Regions from separate parts of the Homo sapiens genome. Here region 1 is linked to region 2. A link is an interaction called in ENCODE POLR2A ChIA-PET data of the cell type or tissue named here. Cell type or tissue: IMR-90. All regions are shown on one strand. Each heading gives the region's core, and the rest is flanking DNA. Links, peaks and the distances in the headings are about the cores only. Region 1 overlaps CELSR1 (cadherin EGF LAG seven-pass G-type receptor 1). Region 2 overlaps GTSE1 (G2 and S-phase expressed 1).

What was found. Peaks named below come from ENCODE experiments on the same cell type or tissue, not always from the same donor. Only the 100,000 strongest peaks of a DNase experiment are listed, where the experiment ranks them.
Region 1: POLR2A ChIA-PET joins it to region 2 with 5 read pairs; 2 of 35 experiments call an interaction of 5 or more read pairs at or near these places.

The regions. Positions count from the first base shown.
Region 1 is chr22:46,499,986-46,504,368 of GRCh38, reverse strand. The region is part of intron 1 of CELSR1 (cadherin EGF LAG seven-pass G-type receptor 1); the gene reads left to right. Among named protein-coding and RNA genes, the nearest start is that of CELSR1, 35 kb to the left of the region's middle. RefSeq lists an enhancer at 3,051-4,025. In IMR-90, for the core only: no CTCF peak of the experiment used is centred there; a DNase peak (open chromatin) is centred at 2,498.
Region 2 is chr22:46,308,478-46,312,860 of GRCh38, reverse strand. GTSE1 (G2 and S-phase expressed 1) reads right to left here. Exons shown (of 12, transcript NM_016426.7): 4 at 3,918-4,383; 5 at 556-720. Among named protein-coding and RNA genes, the nearest start is that of GTSE1, 14 kb to the right of the region's middle. In IMR-90, for the core only: no CTCF peak of the experiment used is centred there; no DNase peak of the experiment used is centred there.

The DNA.
Region 1 (4,383 bases), core at 101-4,100, 190 kb before region 2:
CTAATTTTTTTGTGTTTTTAGTAGAGATGGGGTTTCAACATATTGACCAGGCTGATCTCAAACTCCTGACCTTGTGATCCGCCTGCCTTGGCCTCCCAAAGTGCTGGGATTATAGGTGTGAGCCACTGCGCTTGGCCAGCCATTCCTGTTTTTTCTGTGAATTGCCAGTCTGCAGTTTCAGTTAGATTGCTTATCTTTTATCGATTTACATTTCTTTAACTATTTTGAATTTTTAACTTGTTGCAAATATCTTTCATAATTTTGAATTTTATTTTAACTCAATGGTCTCTTTTGCCATGTAGGTCTTAAATGTTTATGTTTTTCTTTTTCTCTTCTTGAGACAAGGTCTTGCTCTGTTGCCCAGGCCGGAGTGCATGGTACTGTCATAGCTCACTGTAACCTCAAATCCTGGGTTCAAGCCATCCTCCTGCCTCAGCCTCCTGAGTAGCTGGGACTACGGATGCACATCGCCACACCTGGCTACTTTTAAAATTTTTTAGTTTTTATCAGAGGTCTTGCTGTGTTGCCAGGGCTGGTCTCAAACTCCTGGCCTTAAGCAGTTTCTCCTGCCTCAGCCTCCCAAAGTGCTGGGATTACCGGCGTGAGACGCTGCACCCAGCCTTAAATATTTTTTGTTGTGGGATCTCCGTCTTGTTCATTAGTGGCTTCTGTGTGCCATTGGACAACTTGCTTAACTTCTTTGGGCCCCGTTTTCGGTTTTTAAAAATAGGGACAGTAATACTGACCCCGTAGGGTTGCATGAGGCTTAAGTGAAGGAACGGGCGGATCAAGAAGTGCCTGGTCCGGCCTCGGGCCTCTTGGCTTCCTCTCGCTGGATGCAGTTGGTTGAGTTCATAGTGAATGTGGTTCTTCCTGTGTCTCAGTAGCCTCCCGTGGTCACAGTGGGGACGGCTGTAGGGGCCTCCCCTGTGTCCTCACCACCATGGGGATGGCAGGGAGGGGAGATCAGTGCACCCAGGCTGGGAAACAGAAGGAAGTACAGGTGTGGCTCCCGTCCTGCGTGCTCAGCACCCTCTCAGCTGCCCTGGTAGCGTCTGGCATGAAAGGGTCGCTGGAAGCAGAGGCTGAATCTCCCAGCAAAGGGTCTGCTGCCCTCCTGGCTGGAGCGAGGCAGGTTGGATTGCTGGGGGCTGGCCTCTATTCCAAGGGCTCCAAGTCTGCTTGGGTCTTAGGTCCTGTCCCTGTCCTGTGATTATAGCTAAGCTGAGTCTTGTCCATCTGAGGCCATCCGAGGCCACTTACCTCATCAGGAGAGAGCCTCCCCCGACTGTTAAGGGACAAAGCTGCTGCAGAGGGTGGGCACGGAGAAGGGGGGCTGTCCTGGAGTTGCCCATGGAGTGGGCACTTCCAACTCGAGCCTTTGATCTTCTCTCCGAGTGCCGTGGCCTGCGGGGACCTGCTCCCGGGGTGCACACTCTTGTGCAGCTTGCTGTCTCCCGGGAATTATGTTAAGGTCAGCAGTGGCTGTACCACCTCTTACGGAGCATGCTTCTTTAAAAACGCCTTGCTGCCGATTTTGGCCACGGTGGTTTAATAGTTAATGTTAAGGGGGAACAGTTAGAGAGAGTCAGGAGAGTGTGGGGCTATGATCATGGGGTTCATCTGTCACTTGCCTGGTGACCTCAGGTTTGTCACTCAGCTTCTGAGAATCTCGATTTCCCCATGTGACAGTGGGGTGGTGAGACCAATTTCACAGGGATTTGTAAAGCACAAAGCAAAGTATTGGCCATGCCACTGGGGCTTCGGAAGAGTCAGCTTTGTCACTAGTGACTTTGATCACCAGTTTCTCAATAACGTCCCTCTCTCCCTCCCTCCTTTTCTGCGTCTTTCCCTCCCTCTCTTCCCTCCTCTTTCTCCTTTCCTTCCCCTTCCCTCCCCTTTCCCCTTCCCTCTTCTTTCCACTTTACCCTTCCCTCCCCTTCCCTCCCCTTTCCCCTTCCCTCTTCTTTCCACTTTACCCTTCCCTCCCCTTTCCCCTTTCCTCCAACTTTCCCCACCTCCTCTCCCCCTCCCTACCCTCCCCTCTTCCTCCCCTCTTCCTCCCCTCCCCACCCTCCCTTCCCCTTCCCTTCCCTTTCTTTTCTTGAGATGAGGTCTCACTCTGTCACCCAGGCTGGAGTGCAGTGGCACAATCATAGCTCACTGCAGCCCCGACCTCCTGGGCTCAAGTGATCCTCCCACCTCAGCCTCCTGAGTAGCTGGGACTGCAGGCTTGTGCGCCACTGTGCCCAGCTACTTTATTTTTTCTGGAGATGGAGCCTTGCTACATTGCCTGGACTGGTCTCAAAATCCTGGGCTCAAGGGATACTCCTACTTTGGCCTCCCAAGGTGCTGGGGTTACAGGCCTGAACCACCACGCCCAGCCCTGTTTTCTACAGGGCAGTTTTCTGAGTAGTTTATAAAAATGTAATGAGCTTCCTCTGCTCCTTCAGAATGAAGTGAGTCACATATTACTCCCTGGAGGGTGCAGATCAGATGATTTTTCTTTGTTTTCTCTTCAAGACAAGGAAGCCCATGACTGTGCCAGCGGGGGAACTCTTCGGGAATTCTTTTTGGGGAATTACTCTTGGAGTTCATGGAAAGATCCATTCTGCTATTGCTCATCTGAGATGTCAGTGTTGAAGGGAGTGATGTTTGGCATTTAAAAACAAATAACATTTCAGATCTTTGTTGCATTGACTGAAGGAAAAAAAGCACATCATACAGTGTTTTGGCTCACAGCTTGTTTTCAGCTTTCAGGGCTGGATATTTGCGTGTTTCCGTAGGTTCCTATGAGATGCCACTTCACGAAAAGGTCTCCTATTAGCTTATTTAAATGTCTGTTTAAAACTTTTCTTAGTGGGGCAGGGCGCGGTGGCTCACACCTGTAATACCAGCACTCTGGGAGGTCGAGGCGGGTGGATCACCTGAGGTCAGGAATTTGAGACCAGCCTGGCCAACATGGTGAAACCTCGTCTCTACTAAAAATACAAAAATTAGCCCGGCGTGGTGGTGCATGCCTGTAATCCCAGCTACTCTGGAGGTTGAGGCAGGAGAATGGCTTGAATCGGGAGGTGGAAGTTACAGTGAGCCGAGATCACACCACTGCACTCCAGCCAGGGCAACAGAGCGAGACTCTGTCTCAAAAAAAAAAAAAAAAAAAAAAAAATTAGCCGGGCATGATGGCGGGTGCCTGTAAGCCCAGTTACTGGGAGGCTGAGGCAGGAGAATTGCTTGAACCCGGGAGGCGAAGGTTGCGGTGAGCTGAGATCATGCCATTGCACTCTAGCCTGGGTGACAGAGCAAGACTCTGTCTCAATAAAAAATGAAATAAAATAAAATAAAAAATAAAATAAAATAAATAAATAAATAAACTTTTCTTAGTGGAAACATCTTAACATTTCAGATCTTTGGGTCTCTGGAGGGGTGTTAGAAACAGGGTTCTCAGCACTTGGCATGTAAATGGGCTGATTTTCGGGTCCCATCATGGGCGTGCTTACAAGGACAGCTCTGCCCGCAGATGGGGGATGTTCTGAGCCTGAGAGACGCAATGTAGTGGCCTGACCTGCTGCTGGCCTCCCGGGCAGCTCCAGTTGTGGGGACACGGTGGTGAGCTTCATTCTGAAACTGCAGTCAAAGGCTCCCAGGTCACCCAGAAAACAGACCAGATAATTATAATAAAGTAAGAAAAATGGCATCTGACAAAAGGCCTGCAGAGTCATTGTTGTAAACTCCCCCAGAGATCAAAAAACACAGGTGTGGGCTAGCTCGGGCCTCTGTTCTTCTGTGACAAGTTATGGGTGTCATTGACGCCCCCTTTGGAAGCTCCCAGAGCTCCCAGTGGCCTTTGTGCTCAGAGCCCATTCAGCACACCCCAGTCATCTGAATAAGCCCAGAGCCTTGCCATTGTCCCCATGGTTGCCCATCAACCGTTCGCCCTCCTGCACCGACTGCCAGTTTCCATGGTTACCGCCACCGCTGTAAATGTGATCTCTGCGCCATGGGGGAGGGGGCTGTCAGCGGCTCCATATAAAAGGTCATCTCCAGCAGGCAGTTAAAACCTAGCGCGGTGCTGAAAACCGGGCGCCAGGGTTTTGTCGCAGTTATGTCCCTTCCTTGAGTCCTGCAGACACCGTGAGCCCAGCTTTCCTGCTGAGCAATGCTGGGAGGACCAGGGGCTGGGGTGGGATCATGCTGGGAGGACCAGGGGCTGGGGTGGGATCATGCTGGGAGGACCAGGGGCTGGGGTGGGATCATGCTGGGAGGATCAGGGGCTGGGGTGGGATCAGAGCAGAGAGTCCGGACTCACAGAAAACAACCCGTTTGGGAAGATAAGCGGGAGAGGTCGCCGCTGAGCCTTGAGCCAGGCATGGGGTGGAAATG
Region 2 (4,383 bases), core at 72-4,071:
ATCTCATGTCATCTGTTCAAGAACTCTACATGAGGGAAACGGAATATCCCCACCTACAAACTGGGGCTCCGAGACGCTGACTTTTCCCAACCCACACAGCTCCCAGGGCAGAGGCTAGCCATCAGTGCACACTGCGAAGCCAGTATTCTTTGCATGTATTTTGCAGGCTGCCTCTTGTGGGTGTATTTTCAACTTTTCCACCTCTTTTTTTTTTTTTTTTTTGAGACAGGGTCTCATTCTGTCACCCAACCTGGAGTGCAGTGGCGTGATTATGACTCACTGCAGCCTCGACCTCCTGGGCTCAAGCAATCATCCCACCTCAGCCTCCTGAGTAGCTGGGACTGCCGTTGCTCACCACCATGCCCAGCTAATTTTTGTATTTTTTGTAGAGATGGGTTTCATCATGTTGCTCAGGCTGGTCTTGAACTCCTGGGCTCAAGTGATCCTCCCACCTTGGCCTCCCAAAATGCTGGGATTTTAATCCAAAGCACTTGTACACACAGCTGCCACCTCATTCCCAGCAACCACAAGTTTGGGCCCCAGCAGCCAACTCACCTTGTTTGGAACAGGGATCGCCCGCTTGCCCTGGCCCAAGTGGCTTCCGGCGGCCGGCACATTGACAGCACCCGGGGCAGGTTTGTCAGGGAGAACATCCCGGTGGGATTCCTTCTCAGCTGGGATTTTTGTCCTGGAAGGACTAGCTGGAATCTCTTTCTTGGGCTGAAAATTTTAATTTGAACTGTGAGAACTGTCTAGTGCTTAACAATGTACAGAGATACTCAGGCTTCCATTCAGAGCGAGCCTAGGCCCCATCTTCCCCAGTGCTACACATGCCCCTCCATTCATCAGCCAGATTGAAGGGAACAGGGCAAGCAGTTCGCATCCTCCACCAAATCACTATGGACATAAGTGATGATGGATTTTGCTTCCTCATTAAAAACAGCATCAAATGATACCTACACAGATCATTAATAGGAGAGAGGTTCTCTAAAGCCATTCCCCAGTCAGGATCCTTATTTAAGAATGATAATGAGAAAGCTGGTCTAGTTACACAAATTTTAAAATGCTGTACAGAAAGGACTCATCCATTAAATGGTCATCTCTACCAGAGAAGCTGCTCAATTGCAATAAATCTTCTTGGTCTAGTACTGAAAGCCATTTTCTTTGGCCAGCAGAGTCAAAAAATAAGTTCTTGACATATTTAGGGACAAGGGCATTCATGGAACTAATTTATACTTACATAAATAGCCCCCTTATAACAGGAGAGTTAATAAGGTAACAGCAATAGAAGCTCAGAGTGGTAAAGACGCAGCAGTAACTTTTTCCCTTTATAGCATTTCTAAAAACTGAGATACTTCTCATAACATAAAATTCACTATTTTAAACAGTATACTTCAGTGGTTTTTAGTAGATCTGTTATGTTGTACAACCAGCACAAGCTAATCTTAAAATATAGTGGTGTCCCAAAAAAGAACCTGTACTCGGCCGGGTGCAGTGGCTCACGCCTGTAATCCCAGCACTTTGTGAGGCCGAGGCGGGCAGATCACCTGAGGCCAGGAGTTTGAGACCAGCCTGACTAATATGATGAAACCCTGTCTCTACTAAAAATACAAAAATTAGCCGGGCGTGGTGGCGGGCGCCTGTAATCCCAGCTACTCGGGAGGCTGAGACAGGAGGACTGCTTGAACCCGAGAGGCAGAGGATGCAGTGAGCCGAGATTGCACCATTGCACTCCTGCCTCGGCAACAAGAGCAAAACTCTGTCTCAGAAACAAAACAAAACAAAACAAAAAAAAAAACAACCTGTACCCATTAGCGGTTCTCCCCTTTCCCTCATCCTCCCCAGCCCCACCTAGGGAAGCACTCAACCACGCCTCTGTCATTGGCCTGTCATAGTCATTTCATATAAATGGAACCATACGACATGGGACCTTTTGTTATGGCCTCTCTCACTGAGCAAAATGTTTTCAGTGGTGCCATCTTGGCTCACTGCAACCTCCACCTCCTGGGTTCAGGCGATTCTCCTGCCTCAGCCTCCCAAGTAGCTGGGATTACAGGTGTGCACCACCATACTTGGCTAATTTTTGTATTTTTTTGTAGAGACGGGGTTTCACCATGTTGGCCGGGCTGGGCTCAAACTCCTGACCTCAGGTGATTCGCCCACCTTGGCTTCCCAAAGTGCTGTGATCACAGGTGTGAGCTACCACGCCCAGTAGTGTTTCTTTTTATTGCCAAAAATAAACCATTGTTTGGATAGACTGCATTTTCGTTACCCAATCATCATTTGCTGGATGCCTGGGTTGGTCCTACTTTTTTGGCTGTTATGAATAATGCTGCTTCGAACATCTGCATGTGGATTTTTCTGTGGATATGGTTTCAATTCTCTCAGGTCTGTGTACTAAGGAGTGGAATTGCTGGGTCCCATGGGACCCTCTACATTTATTTTTTTGAGGAGCTGCCAAACTGTTTCCACAACAGCTGCCCCATTTCACAGTCCCACCAGCAATGCGTGAGCTTCCAGCTTCTCCACATCCTCAGCCTTCTCCTCATCCTCCACAACATCCTCATCCTCAAAATAACACCTGTTATTTTCTTTTTCTTCTTCCTTTAGGCATCCTAGCAGTTCTCTGTCAAGCACACTTGTAAGTAGGTGTTACACTCAAGTGGTCCACCCATTGCTAATGACTCCTCACAGGAGTGAGCATGTGCCATGAGCCACTCTAGAAGTGACTTCTCCCAGAGAAACATGCAGGACATGGTGGGGCTCCCACGTGTGCATGAGTGCATCTCAGCTGTGCGGACAGTGCCCTGTCCACTGGGAACAAGCTCTCTGGACCCCAGCTCACCACCCAGGACCAGGAGATCAAAAGAGATACTTCGATGGGTCTGGAGCAGCCCAAATCACACCACCTCTCTCCCCGAGTCCACGCGTGCTACATGCACAATCCCTGTCCCGAGTCCACGTGTGCTCCACACAGCAGGACCCATCCCACTCTCATTCTAGAAACATCACGGTAGGAATCTACATCCCAAACGGGCTCCAAATAAAGGAGTTTGCAGGCCCCAGCTGTTGGGGGTGGCAGTGCCGGGCATACCTCCTTGTCAAGGGCAGTGTGTGGCGTGGCGGCTGCACCTCGGCTGCCTTCCATCCTTGGCTCTCACCACAGGGAGTCATGTGGCTCAGGAGATGGGCTTGGTGGGGGTAAAGGAATTTCTGGGCCCTTGCTGAGCATTCTGCATTTGCCTGCACCTCCTATCAGCCCCACCCAGGGTCATTCCTCTGTACGTGCTGCCCAGGGGAGGGGGCAGAGCTGGGAACGGGCTGCAGGGTGGGCCCCGGGGCTCCCACCCGCCCCGTCTTCCTCTCTGTGGCCTCTCCCGAGCAAGAGCCAGATCGGGCAGCCCTGGCAGCAAGTCCTGTGCTCACACCCAGCTTTCCCCCAGACCTCCAGGACCCTCAGTGTCCCAGAGTAGGCAGACTGCACCCAAAGGCACCCCTGTCAACTGCCACCTCCCAGGAAAGCTCACCTCACTCAGTGCCCAGGAGGAATGCAGTGTAAACTGAGGCACGGTCAAGGAGGCTGACTAGCAGCCATTGCAGAGGAGGGGAGTTTTTGGAAGAGGTTGCTTATTAAAGCAAATGAAATCCCTACTGTGTGGTATATCCAGCATTGTAACAAAACAAAAGGAACAACTTCAGACAGAATTTAGGAGGAAATATTAGGTCAACCCAACTTATCCAAGCCACCCCCACATCAGCTCCCTATTGGCAACTGCTTTTCCTGGACTCCGCATTCCTGTGTTTTGTAGGCCTCAGAGACTCGCCACCTCTGAGGCTTTCCGCATGTGGCTTCTGTGAGAGGGCTGAGGGGCAAGGAGTGGGGGCTCCCCAGGCAGGCGCTCTGCTGTGGCATTTACCTTCTCCGCAGCCCCAGGGATGCTTCTTCCTCTAACAGAGGCCGCTCGAGGCAGCAGCAATTTGGTCCCGGGCTTCCTCTGAGTCGCTGCCTGACTTGCAGCATGAGCAGTGCATGATTCCCTGGGCAAAGCATGAGCAGAGTGCGGAGGCCCCGGCGCCCGGGTGAGGCGGGCCTGGGCACCAGAGCTGGGCAGGGCCGGGGAGGAGGCCAAGAGCCGAGGCTCACCCACAGGGGGCCCCAGCAAGGGGCTGTCTGACAGGTAGTATGTCTCCCTTTTAAGAGACGTGGGGCTTTTCTTCATTTCCTTTTCTTTCTCAAAGAGGTTTATTTTTAATTTTGACTCCTGTATGAATCTTTCCACGCCCTGGCTCCGAGGGTCTTCAGGCTTGGCAGCTTGGGCTGCCTGGTTCCGGCTGCTGCTCTCAATGTGTAAAGCCAGTAAGTGAGCTTCTTTGTACACCTCC